Regions from separate parts of the Homo sapiens genome. Here region 2 is linked to region 1. Evidence: read pairs that join two places in POLR2A ChIA-PET (ENCODE). Cell type or tissue: GM12878. All regions are shown on one strand. Each heading gives the region's core, and the rest is flanking DNA. Links, peaks and the distances in the headings are about the cores only.

Region 1 (8,576 bases), core at 2,778-6,777:
TGACAGCTGTTTCCACTCTGCTGAAAACAGCGGGGGAAGTGGATCCCCGCTGTTTCTGAGCCCCTTATATTCAGGGTACATCTCATCACAATGGATCATGTGATTCTGAGAGTGGTTACAATAAAGTGAATTTCTGTCAGAGGGTTGTTTCCCATTGTATGTTGATGTTTTTTCCTTGGGAAAACTCTCATTGGGAAAATGTCCAATTCTCTTGGACTTTTGTTTCAGAGATGCTGGTGACTAACTTGTTTTATTATAACATCTGATTTTTACTTCAGTGGCCAGATAGATAACACAGTAGAACCATCTCCTAACCGAAGAAGGGAGATGGGTGCCTTTGGGGAACAAATTTGATACGTGTTTTCAAATGTACCTTCTTATTGGCGAAGATGAATCTTTTCATTAAGTTGAAAATTTATTTTTTATTTAGATACTTTTATTTCTGTTCAAAAAATTGTCGTTCAGTGGCAGATAAGTACACTACACTGTTATAAGTGTTCTTCATCTGGTTTTGGAGTGGGGATTTGAACTCAAGGCCAGTTGCATTTGGTCTCCACATTGTTTTAGCTTATTCCTTCACCAAGAGCAAGGGGCATTTGGAAACTTGACATTTTACTGGTAGGCTTTATGGCAGCCAACTGAGAAGACAGCCATAGCTTGTTAGCTAAGGTCAGACACTGGAGCACCATGATTTGTTTTGGAGTTACGAGTTTTTATTTCCCCTTTTATAGACTGAGGGATAAATGTAAGACTTTTTTTTTCCTTCAAAGAAATGGAACAAGCCAATTAAGAAGCACAAAATAGACATAATGAATGGCTAATCTTCCTCTGAATTCAGACATTTCCTTTCAACTTTCACATCCACAAAGGTTCTGTGAGTTCATCTTTGCTTTTACAGACCATGAGAAACTGAGTTTCACTTATCCCATTTGAGGGAGACCTGTGTGCAGTGCCCCAGCTAACTGATCTTATGATTTGGTTTTTCCTTGCATTCAGTGACCTACACTTAATGAATGTGTCCTTGTATTTCATTCTTTAACCAGCATTATGGGAACTAGGATAGAATAAGTTGCTTTACAAATTGTCATGTTTAGATGAGGTGTTGCTTTTTAGAGGAGCATCGAGGGTCTTTCCCAGGCTATAATACTGTCTGTCTAGCTTTGCTCCTTAAATATGAGTTTGTTTTAGAGGAGGTGACATTGGTATAAGCTAAGCCCTGTGACAGCCATTGGAAATAAGATCAATACTTGGGTTTCTATAGTCGATAGGTTCATGAGTACTATGTGAGATTTTTGTGTATTAAAGTGTGTGTATTTAGCTCTTAGCGTCAATGTGGCATAGAGGGAAGATCACAAATCTGGGAATTGATGAGCTGTGGAGTTCAGTCCTGGCTCAGTCACTGACTTGTAGTGGGACGTGGATGTGTCTCTTTATCCTTCCGCTCCTCTGTTTCTCTCTCTGTAACATAAGCAGCTGTGTATAAAAGTTATTTTCTGGCCGGGCACAGTGGCCCATGCCTGTAATCCCAGCACTTTGGGAGGCTGAGGCGGGCGGATCACCTGAGGTCAGGAGTTCGAGACCAGCCTGGACAACGTGGTGAAACCTCGTCTCTACTAAAAATACAAAAATTAGCCGGGCATGGTGGTGCACACCTGTAGTCCCAGCTACTCAGGAGGCTGAGGCAGGAGAATCACTTGAACCCGGGAGGCGGAGTTGCAGTGAGCTGAGATCGTGCCACTGCACTCCAGCCTGGACGACAGAGTGAGACTCCGTCTCAAAAAGAAAAAAAAGTTATTTTCTGCCTTGGAAATTCTAGATCATGTCAGAAATGCTTCTCACCTTCCATGGTTCTCAGCTATGAAGTGATTTCCAGTGCAGTTGGTGTGTACTCAAAATTCAGCAAAGAAAACAGTTTTGTTCCATTTTTGTCCCCCTAATTCAATGTATAACTTTGGCAAGTAGATGCCTTTTTACTCCTGGCTGCTTTTTCACTAAGGCAAAGCTGAGCCCAGCAAAGAGGAGTGGTCCTGTGGTCCCTCATGACAGTCATGTGCCTAGGTAGTTCTCAGTAGGATCTGCTATGGCAGGGCTTGGCCCGTGAGCCCTGGAGTGTCAGGTGACACTTGCCTTTTTTTTCTTCTAAGTTGCTGTTCCTACCTGAGATGCTGGCTGGTTACCAGGCATCAGTAGCTGGTAGAAAATAGAATGATCTTCCATGTTATCAGAAAACCTACATTTCTCTATGGGGCTGACTGCCTTCTTGATGTCTACCTTATAATTTTGGTATAGTCATGAATATTTGAATAATGGTTATACATTTTACAGTTGATATTTGATTGTTTACACAATATGAGTGAGTCTTCATATACGATTAGTTGGTTTGATTGTCTGTAAGCAGAGTACCTGCTGTGTGCCAGCATCTGTGCCCTCCAGGAGCACTTGTGTCTAAGAAAGCATCCTGGCAGATTGCTGGTACTGAGGTGTTTGTCTCCTCATTAGAAGTACAGCCTCGAAGAAGAAATATGATGGGGACTCCAACTACATGGTGAACCCATTAATCCCTTTTCAGTACAGGGCTTTGTAATACTAGGGCTCTTTACCCTGGAAAAGAGACTCCTACAACTTTAGTGTCTTGGCAACTATGAAATAGTTTTATCATGAGGTGTTGCTTTGGTTTAAAGGCAAAGAAAAACTAAATTCCCAATTATAATATGAAGTTATGTTTGAAATCAAGATAGCAAGAAATGATGTTTAGATGTGTGTTAGGCTCCAATACATGTTGATAGCAGCCTGGCATGATTTTAAACACGAACCTTAAAAGATGGGTATGGCTTTTAATAATTATCTCATGGGCTTCTGAGAATGTTTTCCCTTTTTTGTTTCTGGTTATAGACAGGCAGGTTAGTTTTGGTGATGCGTTTGGGACTCTGTACATAATAATACTGAATATGTACACGTTGGAATTAAGGTGGATTATGACCCTTTCAGAAAGGCTCCCATTTGAAAACATGGTTTTCCATGAATTTCTTTTGAAAGCTATTTAGTGTCAGCAGTAAATAAGGCTTCTTATTGCAACCTCATGAGGCTTGTGGTTAGATTCTGGGAGAATGTAAAATAAGTTAGACATGGTTTCTGTCTTCCAGGACTTAAAATCTGAAGTGAAAAGAGTAATAGGGATAAATACATCAAAGCACATGCATATACAAAGACACACACATATGCAGCAAGCAGCACACTTAAGAATGAATGTATGCTTATTTTAAGCATATGGTTTATGAGGTGTTTGTTAGGAAGGTTTTATTAGGGAAAGTGGGATTTTTGAAGAGGTCACTGCCGGAGGAATATAGAAAGTCCTCAGTCCTGAGGTGGGTTGATTTAGATTAGCACACGTGATTCCCACTCTCTTTTGTAATGCTTCCATCAAGCTGTGGCTTGCCACTCTGCCATGACTTTTCAAGGTGTGGCTTAGTGCATTTACTTATTCTTTAGTCCTTCAGAGGATGAATAATAGCAGTCTTGCTGAACATAAGTTGGCTTTGTGGTTTTGGCTATGAGGAATACTTTTTTTTCTTGCCACAACTGCACAAGCTGCCTTGTCTCAAGAGCACACAGGTTTTCAGCCCTCTGTGTAATCTACCACGTTGGCATGAATAAGCCTTTCCTTTGTGGAGTAGCCACACTCGTGACGTAGATAGAACTGAGACATTCCCTCCCTATTGTGAACCATGGAGGGCTCATACACACCAGTGTTTCTGGATAGATACACATACAACCCCCCCGTCCCCTCCCTCCCCCCGACACACTTCATATCACAACAAGCCTGTAAATCCTGCCTTAAACAAGTAAGAGGGGGAGGAATCGGTAAGAATTATATGCTCTTGATCTCTTGACATTCTCTTGGCTGGAGGATGCGAACTAGATGGCTCCTGTCTTCCCAAGTTGCTTTCTTTCTCCCTTCCTTCCTTGAGTATTGTGAAATACTGTGAAGCAACTTTGGTGAATTGGAATGATAGCTGATTTCACCCTCACAGAAACTACCTGGGACAAGAATGCTGCTCTGGCCAGGATAGGATGGGTATGGCCAGGTCTCTGTTAGCTTTTTGGGTCATGATCTCTTCTTCTCTCCCATGGGCTCCTTTGTTGTAGCTGTGTGGTACTTTCTTATACACAACTGTGTTTCTCCCATTTATTTTAGGAGCTGTGTGTGGGAATATTTGGGATCTTGCTTTATTTATGTCTGTGAACAATTTTTCAACTCATTTTGCAGTTTTTCATGTAGGGTTTTATGAAAGAATTTAGCTCTACAGAAAATCATTTGAAAGACTGTTTTTTTTTTTTTTTTTTTTTTTTAGTTCTCCCAAGGGTGATACATAGCCAGTCTTCTAGATGCATAGGATTAAGAGCTCATTGCCTATAATAGCATATATTAGAGCATTAGGACTTTAATTTCTTATAGAACCTAGGTTGATGAAGGCAGCTTTGGAATGTTTCTGTCATGTTGGTTGAGGAAGAGATCTTGATTCATTTCAGTCAGTATTCCACTAATGATGATACTTGGTGGTCTTTTCTTCCTGTTCATTATCCAGCTCAGATGTTGCCTTTGATTATTTACTGAAACAGAGGAACTCATCCATTGGGTTCTCTTAGTTGCTTCTTCATACCACTGGTACCACAGCCTGCGTTATCACATTATTAAAATTATTATTCACTTAACGGAGGGAATGGTTAGAATTATATGCTCTTGATCTCTTGACTCACTTGGATAGAGGATGCAAACTGGGTGGCTATGTATATGGTAGCCTTTTGTGCAGGTTCTCCAAAAACTTGCCTTACTATATTGTGGTAGGTGGCCTCCAACACTGAATAGGGCTAGCCTGTGTAACCATAGGGTATGGTGGAATTGATGGAGTGTGAATTCTGAGACTAGGTCATAAAAGCCCACTGGCTGCTACTTTGTCTCTTTTGGAGCTGCCATGTTGTGAGGATACTCCAGCAGCTCTGTGGCAAGGTCCATAGGACCTCCTGATGACTGCCAGCACCAGCTCAACCAGCCATGTGATGAGCCATCTTGAAAGTAGATCCTGCAGCCCTAGTAAAGCCATCAGGTGACTGCAGCCCTGGCTGACACTATCTCGTGAAAAACCCTGGGCCAGAGCCACCCAGATAAGCTGTTTTTGAATTCCTGATCCTTAGCAACTGTGTGAGTAATAAATGTTTATTGTTTTAATCAGCTGAATTTTAGGATAACTTGTTAATCAGCAGTTGATAACTAATACATATATTCTTAGACTGTATTACGTGACTCATAATGTTAGTTCACACAATTCATATATGAGTAATTCAGAGTGACTTAAAAGGCTTTCTGGTAGTTTTGAACACTATATTTCCACCTAGCCTTTAAGAAAAAAATCTACGTAGAAATATAATATCTATATACATATAAACATTCTTAAGTCCTAAGTGAATAATTGAGGGATTCCTTTCAATAGCAAGAGAAAGCTATATGGCAAGATTTTGTTATCCTGTATTCCATGGTACCTTCATATAACCTAAAAAATGTGTTATAAGATCATAGTCATTATCTCGTACTTAACTTCAATTGTGTTATTAGTTTTTAGGAAATAATGTGCAATGTTAACATTGATGGGACTAAAAGTGATGTTTTATTTTCTTCTTTATAATTACCTGCACTTAAAAATATTTTTTTACAATGAACTTATTACATATTGAGATTTTGAAAAATATTATCAGTAATATTACCAGAGTACATATAAAGAGCTAACTATTGCTTAAATGTTTGTGAAATTTAACACAGTACTTTAGAAAAATCACATTCATTCATTCACATATTCATTCCTTAGTGCCTGCATGTGCAGCGACCTGTGGTGGGTTCTTGCTTTTTTTTTTTTTTTTTTTTTTTTTGAGACAGTCTTGCTCTGTTCCCCAGGCTAGAGTGCAGTGGTGCGATCTTGACTCACTGCAGCCTCCACCTCCCAGGTTCAAGCACTTCTCCTGCCTCAGCCTCGTGAGTAGCTGGGACTACGGGTGTGTACCATCATGCCCGGCTAATTTTTATATTTTTAGTAGAGACAGAGTTTCACTGTGTTGGCCAGGCTGGTCTCGAACTCCTGATCCTCTTGCCTTGCCCTCCCAAAGTGGGATTACAGGCGTGAGCCACCACACCCGGCTAGGTTCTTGCTTTTAAGAAGCTTCAACAACTGTGCTTGATCTCTCCAGGGGGGTGCTTTGTGCATGAAGTGCTTTAGCACTGGGGTGTGAGAGATAGTTTCACCCTAGGCTTAGAAGGTAAGGAAGACATCACAGAGAAGGTTCGGTTTGAATTCAGGTTTTTTTTTTTCCTCTGCGTAGGAGCTAAAGATGAAACAGAAGAGGAGCCAACCCAACTTTTAAACTGTTAAGTTAGTAGAGGGGCTCTGTCCCTAGGAGGGCAAAGAAGTAGGTGGTAGGCACATTCCTCCTTCAGACTCCAGGATGTCTAGTTTAGGTGGATTTTTGTAGTATTGCAGAAATAGAATGTTTGATTGGAAGATAAACAAATCATTTATGCATAGTGTGAACTAACATTATGAGTCAAAAGAAGCTGAAGGATAGCTTTTTGGTAGAAAATCCTACATTTCTTGACCCTTTCTTTCACTTTCAGTGTGAATTTGGCAAAATTGGTATTTTCCTTGATTGTTATGGGGAAAAGAACTAGAATAAGCACTGTTTTATATTTTAGAATCATTGTTTTAACTAGATCAACATGGCGTCTTTCGTTTGTATCATCTTTAGGAAAAAGCAGTGACTTCTGTCACGTTGATGGAAATGAGACTGCAGAATGTCAGCAGATCGTACGTGGATAGTCCCCTTCATGAACAGTGTCTCTGTTTTTTCACTTGGTAGGGTGGGATCATTCCTCTGTTCTACAGTTGTAGAAATTGAAACCAAATTGAGTGGTTGTCCAAGACCGTGAGGTTGTTTGTGAATTAGAACTTAGGTTGCTGAGTCCTTATTTGATTTGTACATGTATATTTTTATTAATTTTTTTTCTACTGAGTGTGAACGAATTTTTCTTTAGGGGGGAGGATATAGAATCTGTGGTTTAGCCGGGCGCGGTGGCTCAAGCTTGTAATTCCAGCGCTTTGGGAGGCCGAGGCAGGTGGATCACCTGAGGTCAGCAGTTTGAGACCAGCCTGGCCAACATGGTGAAACCCTGTCTCTACTAAAAATACAAAAATTAGCTGGGCATGGTGGCACACGCCTGTTATCGCAGCTAATCGGGAGGCTGAGACAGGAGAATGGCTTGAACACAGGAGGCAGAGGTTGCAGTGAGCTGAGATAGCACCATTGCACTCCAGCCTGGGCGACAGAGCAAGACTCTGTCTCAAAAAAAAAAAAAAAAAAAAAGCTGTGGTCTAATGGACACTGAATCCTTTGCATTCTTTCTCTGGGATTAGAGAGTTTAATAACAAAAACAGTAACTTGACAGGGCTTTCATTCTGTCAGCTCAGAGAATTGTCTTAGGTTTGGAAAGTACTTGGTCTATACCATGCCTTGTGAGGACACAGTGACAGTGATGAAATCGCAGCAGTTCACATTTGTTGAGGGCTTCCTTTAAGTGCCAGGCGCCGTGCTGATAAGTGCCTTCTTTCATGGGCTACTTGAGAGGGAATGGCAGTCTCCTGACAGTGCTTTTCTGTGTGATCCACAGTCTTTGCCAGCACCTGCTGGATTTGCATTGGCTGCATGTCTGCCTTACTGTGCATTGCTGACAGGCAATTTCCATTTCTACACATTGTGGTACTCTGTTTTAGACAACAGTGGCAGTGCCGGTAGCCCTTTGTACAGATGTGGACATTTGGCACTTGGTAGCTTTGGTGTTAGGGGCAGAGGATTTTGTTCAGAGCCAGCCAGTGTCCTGACATGTCGTGGGATGCCCATTCACTGCCTCCTGAAATAGATTGTCTGATGCCTGGAGCACCTTCAACTGCCAAGTGTATGGGCCGTGAAAAGCTGGGGGACAGGACTGGGAGGGGTGGAGGATGCAGGGGGAGGGCACCAGGTGCAGAACAATGACTTCCAAATTATGTCACGAGCTGCCAGCCACACGAGCACGGCCTGGCCTCATTACCACATGAAGTGCCACAGAAGGGCCTTTTCATTTTCTCCTAGTGACTGTGTTATCCACAGTTTTGCTGGGAGGGGTGGGGTGGGCACCCTGCTCACCCCCAGTTAACAATGGAGCACAAAGTCCTGGCAGAAGGAACTTCCCAATGTACCCCGGGGCTATTTTTGATGACAGTGAGTGGCTGTGACTCACTGAATGTGTGCCCTGGCAGATGATGGTTTCCACCCCACCCCCTCCCCTGGAGATGAGCAGGCAGCCTTTGTGCGTTTCCTTGGCCAGCTTCTCCTGCTGCTGCAGTTCACTGATATGTCCACAGCAGCCGGCCCGCAGGCCTGACAGGGCTCTGACAGTGGTTTTTACCATATATGGCCATCAGAGCGCTGTGGCTGTCAGCCGGCCAGGATAATTTCCTTCCTTTGCTTTGATTGGCTGCACGGGTGGCTCAGAG
Region 2 (5,997 bases), core at 1,998-5,997, 170 kb after region 1:
GGAGCGGGTGAAGGCACAGAAACACGAGGGCTCACCTGGGCACCTGGGCTGCTGGCCCTGTGTCCCATCCACCTCTTGGTTTATTTGCTGGATTTATACTGGTCCATCTGTCTTTTTCCTTCTTTCTTTCTACTTCTGCAGCACGTACAAGGTGTGCTGAACTTGGAAGGGTTATCTGAAGTTACAGTGCATAGCAGCACTCGGGAAGGAGAGTAGGGTGGGGAAATAAGCCTGTAGACAGAGGATGCGGTGGTGGGGAAGGTAACCTGTTGGTGGGTCGTTTGCTGTGGCCTGGTCTGCTGGTCTCCGGGAGGAAGCCCAGTGCCTGCCCTGCAGGAGGAGGTTGCGTCCCTAGTCTGCGGGATCTGACTTGGTTCTGGATCTTGCCTCTTCCAGGGCCTGGCCTACGTGGAGTATGAAAATGAATCCCAGGCGTCGCAGGCTGTGATGAAGATGGACGGCATGACTATCAAAGAGAACATCATCAAAGTGGCAATCAGCAACCCTCCTCAGAGGAAAGTTCCAGAGAAGCCGGAGACCAGGAAGGCACCAGGTGGCCCCATGCTTTTGCCGCAGACATACGGAGCGTAAGTGCTTGCATGGTAGACTAGTGCAAACTTCGTCCTGGCTGGCACCAGTTCATGGATCACGGGGGGATTAACCCGGGATGAATTAGCTTCCTGTTAGGACAGAAAAGCCAAGATGTGCTGTTCCTTGTGGTAATCACTGTGGTTCCACTGGAGCAAGGCGTCCAGAGCAGGATGCAAGCCTAGGCAGTGACCTCTGCCTGGTACTGGCCAATTTACACTTGTCATTTATTTCAGACAGAAATAAGGCAGTGATTATTTTAAAGTCCCCTTTGCCAGTTGGATCTGTGTGTTTACAAAGAAATCTCATACCCATGTGTGTGCCAGTCTACGGCCCTAGCTATGATCCACATAAGCTGTGCTGTTCGCTGGTTTGGGATGAGGAGGAGATAGCAGAATTGCCAGGTGACTGGTGAGGTCTGAGAGGTGATAGTCACACTGATCCCCTCTGAGTGTGACTGGTGCTCAGGGTTGATCTTTGCCAAAACTGAACAAGGCCAAGTCTGTTGAAGCAGTTTTTACTTCATAAACAGAATTAAGGAGGCAGGGATTATCTTATCCTTTTTTTTTTTCACCTTTTAACTTCTGGTTATATTAAAACTGTCTTGGCTTATTTTCACAAATAAATGAGGGGCCACGAATTGTTGCTTCAAAAGGTCCATTCAGTGTTTGCTCTTTTAGGAGGGGGAAGGGAAGGACGCAGCTGTCTCTACTGCCTCGTGCCCTGCAGCGCCCAAGTGCTGCAGCTCCTCAGGCTGAGAACGGCCCTGCCGCGGCTCCTGCAGTTGCCGCCCCAGCAGCCACCGAGGCACCCAAGATGTCCAATGCCGATTTTGCCAAGCTGTTTCTGAGAAAGTGAACGGGACGCTGGGAGACAGGAAATGCCTTACTTCACTCTGGCCCGGCGGACCTCCCACCACCCAGCAGTGCACTGGGGATGGACAGGCCTGGTGTGCTGCGTGCTCGCAACCACAGATGGCTCCTCGGCTTTAGACAGAAAGGGGAAGGGGTTCTAAGTCAAGAGCCTTTCAGTGCTCCCTCATATTGAGGGCAGTGGCAGAAAAGTGACCACTCTGCAGGCTGGGCCCAGGATGTGGTGTCCTGAGATAGTTTTGTATCTTAAAGACTGAGGCACAGAAGCGAAACGAGAACACACTGTTTTTGAGACACAGTTGTCCAAATGTTTCTGGCCAGCTCCGGCCCCTTTTTGTATGACACTTCTCTTCCACCCTGCACAGCACATGTGCCCGTCATTCTTTTAATTTTAAAAGATGAAATGGCAGATGCTAGTAATTCACAGAATGGCCTCTTGTGGGGGTGGGTCTGAGGGAAGTCAGCTATAAAACATTTGCTGGAGTTTTGTTCAATGGGGCTGTGCATTTTTATATTATGTGTTTGTAAATGACATGTCAGCCATTGTTTCATGTTTCCTAAAAGCAGAATATTTGCAACATTTGTTTTGTATAGGAATTATTTGTGCCACCTGCTGTGGACTGTTTTCTTTGCCTAGTGACTAGTGACCTGTGTTGTCTAAACATGAGTTTCAGCCCTTTGGTTTTGTTTAATACCATGTCAAATGCAAACTTCAATTCTCCCCATTTAGCTTTATTAAACTGACGTTCTCTTCAAAACTTCTTGCTGAATGGTACTCAGATGTGCATTCACATACAGATGTGTTTTGAAGTGGGTGTACCTTGCTTTACCTAATAGATGTGTAAATAGAACTTTTGTAAGTCAAATCCCATTGTCACTTTGATTTAAATTATTCCAGCTGTGATGTGTCTTCATTTTATAGCAGTTTGACACTGGAGCTTTTGAGCTTTTTTACCTCACATCTTTTATCAAATAATATTTACTGCTTTGAAAACAGCAACAGCATTGGCCAGTTCAGTAGGGGAAGCTTGCTTTATTAAGACACTCTGGAGAAAGACGTCAGGGAATCCTTGTATATGTCGTGGGAATCAACTCCTCATTTATCTGTTGCGTAAGTTTAAGTTTTTGTGCATCAGTCGGGTTTTCTATATTTTTTTAACTTAACATTTTTTAATATAACCGATTAAAAAGTAGACAGAACAGTAAAATAAACTCCTGTGTGCCTACCATTCAGCTTCCAGCATTCCTCAACTCCCAGCCCCTCTTCCTTCATGTCTGTTTCCCCTCCACCCTCTGTTATATTGAGGCACGTTCCAGATGTCATTGTGCTCATCCAGTAATGTTGCGGCAGGTGTCTCAGGAGGACTGAAAGGCCTTCACTCCTAGAAACATTAGTGGTAATCCCTTCATGTCATCAACTGTCCACTCAAATTTCCACCTTCCTACAAATATCAGCTCTCCTCCCTGTAAATTATTGGTTGGTAAGCCTCTTAAGTCTTAAAAGGTAGGTTCCCCTCCATCTCTTTTTTATACAAAACCAACTTTTTACTAGGCTTTACTTCTGAATTAAATTCAAGCGGCGGCTATTGACAGCAGCAAGAACCTTTGCTGTCCCACGCGTTCCTCCTGCAGTGTTCTCTGTGATGCTGCTTGGAAGGCTGATGGACTGTTCAGCTGGTGTGATGATTTGGGTAGCTCAGAGCCCTCATGGTTGGGGACCTGACACATGAAGAGCCCTGAATATCACTATGGGTGAGTGTGGCCTTACTTTTTGCTGCTTCACATTAACGGTTTGGCTTTGCCTGCAGCCAGTATTCTGACCTTAATGTCACACTTGCAGATGTCAGCCCAGGCTTGGTACAGGGGCAAACCTTTTCAGGCTTGAGCAGAACCCAGTTAGGTTCCGGGTGTTGACTGTTCTAGAAATGGATTTCCAGGACTACATGAGTGGGTTTGTGTGTTTTCCCCAGAAAATCCAGAACTGATGATAAATAGAAATGTGAAAAACTACTTCAGTTACTTGACTGTTTGTTAGTAAAAAAAAATCAGTAATTCATCCTTGCCCACCTAGGTAGGCGGTTTATCCAACTTCTGGGTCTCTTGCCCATGGAAATCACCATCTTGGATCTGTTGCTCTCCCAGAACAGTATTATGAATAGGGCTAAAGGTCAGAATACCCCCACTGCCCTTATGACAGATGGGAACATCTCCCAAATAAGACAGTCTCAAGCATTCATGTAATAAAATAACTTTATTAGAATCAGGAATTTGTTAAAATAATATCCTTCACATATAGCTAAAGTGCAAATTCTCTTGCTCTGTAGTAGAAGCAAGCACATCTGTCAGACCTCCGTGGTGTGCTTATAAAACCAAGACGAGAAGAGTTTTAAGAAGTACCTCTGGCAGCATAAGAGTACGAAAACACATTTTATAAAGGTTTGAACAATTATCATTTGGAGCCATTTCATATATCGTGTATGTCTTTTCACTTATTTTTCTTAACCTTTCAAAAACTACTCTGTGCTATTTATACAACTGAAGAACTGTATAAACTACTTTAGAGCAGTGGCCTCATTACTGTCAGGAACGGAATTACCAAATCAAAGAGACAACACTGCGTATTCGCCATCACTCACACACTGACAAAGTGCAGTAGTGTTAGACATCATGGGCTCTGTCACTGGGAAAGGGACCCAGTGACTTCCACCTCTCTGACTCTAAATAGCAGCAGTCATATTGGCACCTGTACCATATGATTCAAAGAGAAGATTCTACTTCCATTGGATGACAGCTTGGAAACCCGGCCATATTACATAGAGCACTACATCATTTCACAAGTTGCGAGAAAAATAAGGCCACTCCGAGGCAATCTCTTCTGCCTCCCAGGGGGATGGGACACGGGACAGTGCAAAGACCGTGGAAGATGGCAGTAAGTAGATGAAACTCCAGGACCAAAGGGATGCAGCCTGGCCATGGCTGAAGGTTTTTGCTCCATTCAGTAGAAACTGGTGCTCTAATTCATTATCAAAAATGCTTACTTGGTGTCCACATGGCACTTGTTTTCTCAGGTTAACATCTGCCTACAGAAAACTCAGGCAGAGGGGTGAGGGCAGATGCCTACTAGCATAACACCTGGTTTGCAGCACGATACAGGTGGAATGACAAGCCCAGAGAATTTCAGACGAAAACATCTGGCCTGAGTTGCTACAAATGAAGTGTGAGAGAAACGCGGATACACAAAGAAAACCAAACTGCCCGCCCACCATGTTTCCCCCTCCAACATACAGCTCTTTATGGCTACCCCCTATTCTTAATTAGAAAAATAGTCTCAATATGAAAAAAAAAAAAAAAAAAACAGCTGCTGGCACTAAAGTTTGCAAACTATGGCTCAAAAAGTCTTCCTGCAGGTAAGTAAGGAATGTCGGCATTCATTTTCTCTTCTATGAAGTTTGCTTGGAAGTTAGTCACCACTAATCTAAACCTTGAGAAAGTGAGCTTTCAACCATTTCTCTCAGCTGCGACTTGGGTCTGACTTCCCAGTTGCAGTCACAGAACCTCTCAGCCTGTTTCAGAGAAGCACTTGGAGGAGTTATGTCAGTGGCTCTGGGCCCCGTCCCACACCTCTTGGCCGCTCCTCCACCTTAGTGCAAATTCTGCTCCAGAACCTTTGTTCTGGTCACATGGTGGCACTGTTGCCCCTAAAGCACGGCCACCAGCAAGACACAGCAGACACCATACAATACTGACTAGCTTGCTCCAAAGAAGAAAATAAATAGCTTGGTTGAATTATAAGTTATTTTAGAGACAAGGCTTCATAACTTAGTTTTTTTTTTTTTTTAAAACTAAAACATTTGGAGGTAAAGAATGTTTCTCCTTTTGCTTTAGGAAGTGACTAGGTTTCTAGAAATGCTGTTTCTTTTTTTTTTTCCTACCTCAGGACAGCCTTTGTCACTGAGGATTTCTAGGGTTAGGGCTTCACAGGAAGCGTCTCCTTGAACCCAGAGTGGTTGGGTTGGGCTTCTGGCAGTGCCACCGAGTACTCAGTTGTGGCAAAAAGCAGGGTGTCCAGGGTGGTCTCAGTACACTTGGCGATGAAGCGAATGAAAGGCCTCACGTCGCCCTCGTTGGCAGCTTCCAACACGTGGTAGTAGTCGGACCGCTGCTCCTTGCGGATGGTGATGGGCGGGTAGCCCGCCTGCATGAGGATGAGGTTCATGAGCAGACGGGAGGTCCTCCCGTTGCCATCAATGAAAGGGTGGATGTAAACGAGTTTATAATGGGCTAAGGCTGCAAACTCCACTGGGTGCAGGTTCATGGCTTCCTCGGAGTTGAGCCACTGTACAAACTCCTGCATCTGCTTTTCCACATCCTGCGGATGGGGAGGGATGTGGTGTCCGACCAGGACCTGTGTTGTCCGAAACCTGCCGGCTTCCACGGGGTCCACGTAGCCCAGCACCCGCCTGTGGATCTCCAGCACGTCGCTGATGGTGACGGAGCCGATGCGCGAAACCAGAGTCGTGTTGATGTACTTCATGGC

The links. ChIA-PET counts read pairs that join two places held together with the same protein. Peaks named below come from ENCODE experiments on the same cell type or tissue, not always from the same donor. Only the 100,000 strongest peaks of a DNase experiment are listed, where the experiment ranks them.
Region 2: POLR2A ChIA-PET joins it to region 1 with 5 read pairs; 2 of 35 experiments call an interaction of 5 or more read pairs at or near these places.

What each region holds. Positions count from the first base shown.
Region 1 is chr12:108,691,626-108,700,201 of GRCh38, reverse strand. All of the region lies in intron 2 of CORO1C (coronin 1C), which reads left to right. Among named protein-coding and RNA genes, the nearest start is that of CORO1C, 36 kb to the left of the region's middle. RefSeq lists enhancers at 5,296-5,355, 6,140-6,652, 7,366-8,047, 8,275-8,569, 8,048-8,576 and 1 more. In GM12878, for the core only: no CTCF peak of the experiment used is centred there; no DNase peak of the experiment used is centred there; H3K27ac peaks cover 2,602 bases.
Region 2 is chr12:108,518,906-108,524,902 of GRCh38, reverse strand. FICD (FIC domain protein adenylyltransferase) reads right to left here. Exons shown (of 3, transcript NM_007076.3): 3 at 3,693-5,997. The coding sequence ends at 5,428. SART3 (spliceosome associated factor 3, U4/U6 recycling protein) reads left to right here. Exons shown (of 19, transcript NM_014706.4): 18 at 397-587; 19 at 1,269-2,689. The coding sequence ends at 1,446. Among named protein-coding and RNA genes, the nearest start is that of FICD, 6.6 kb to the right of the region's middle. RefSeq lists an enhancer at 1-307. In GM12878, for the core only: a CTCF peak has its summit at 5,136 (motif pointing right); no DNase peak of the experiment used is centred there.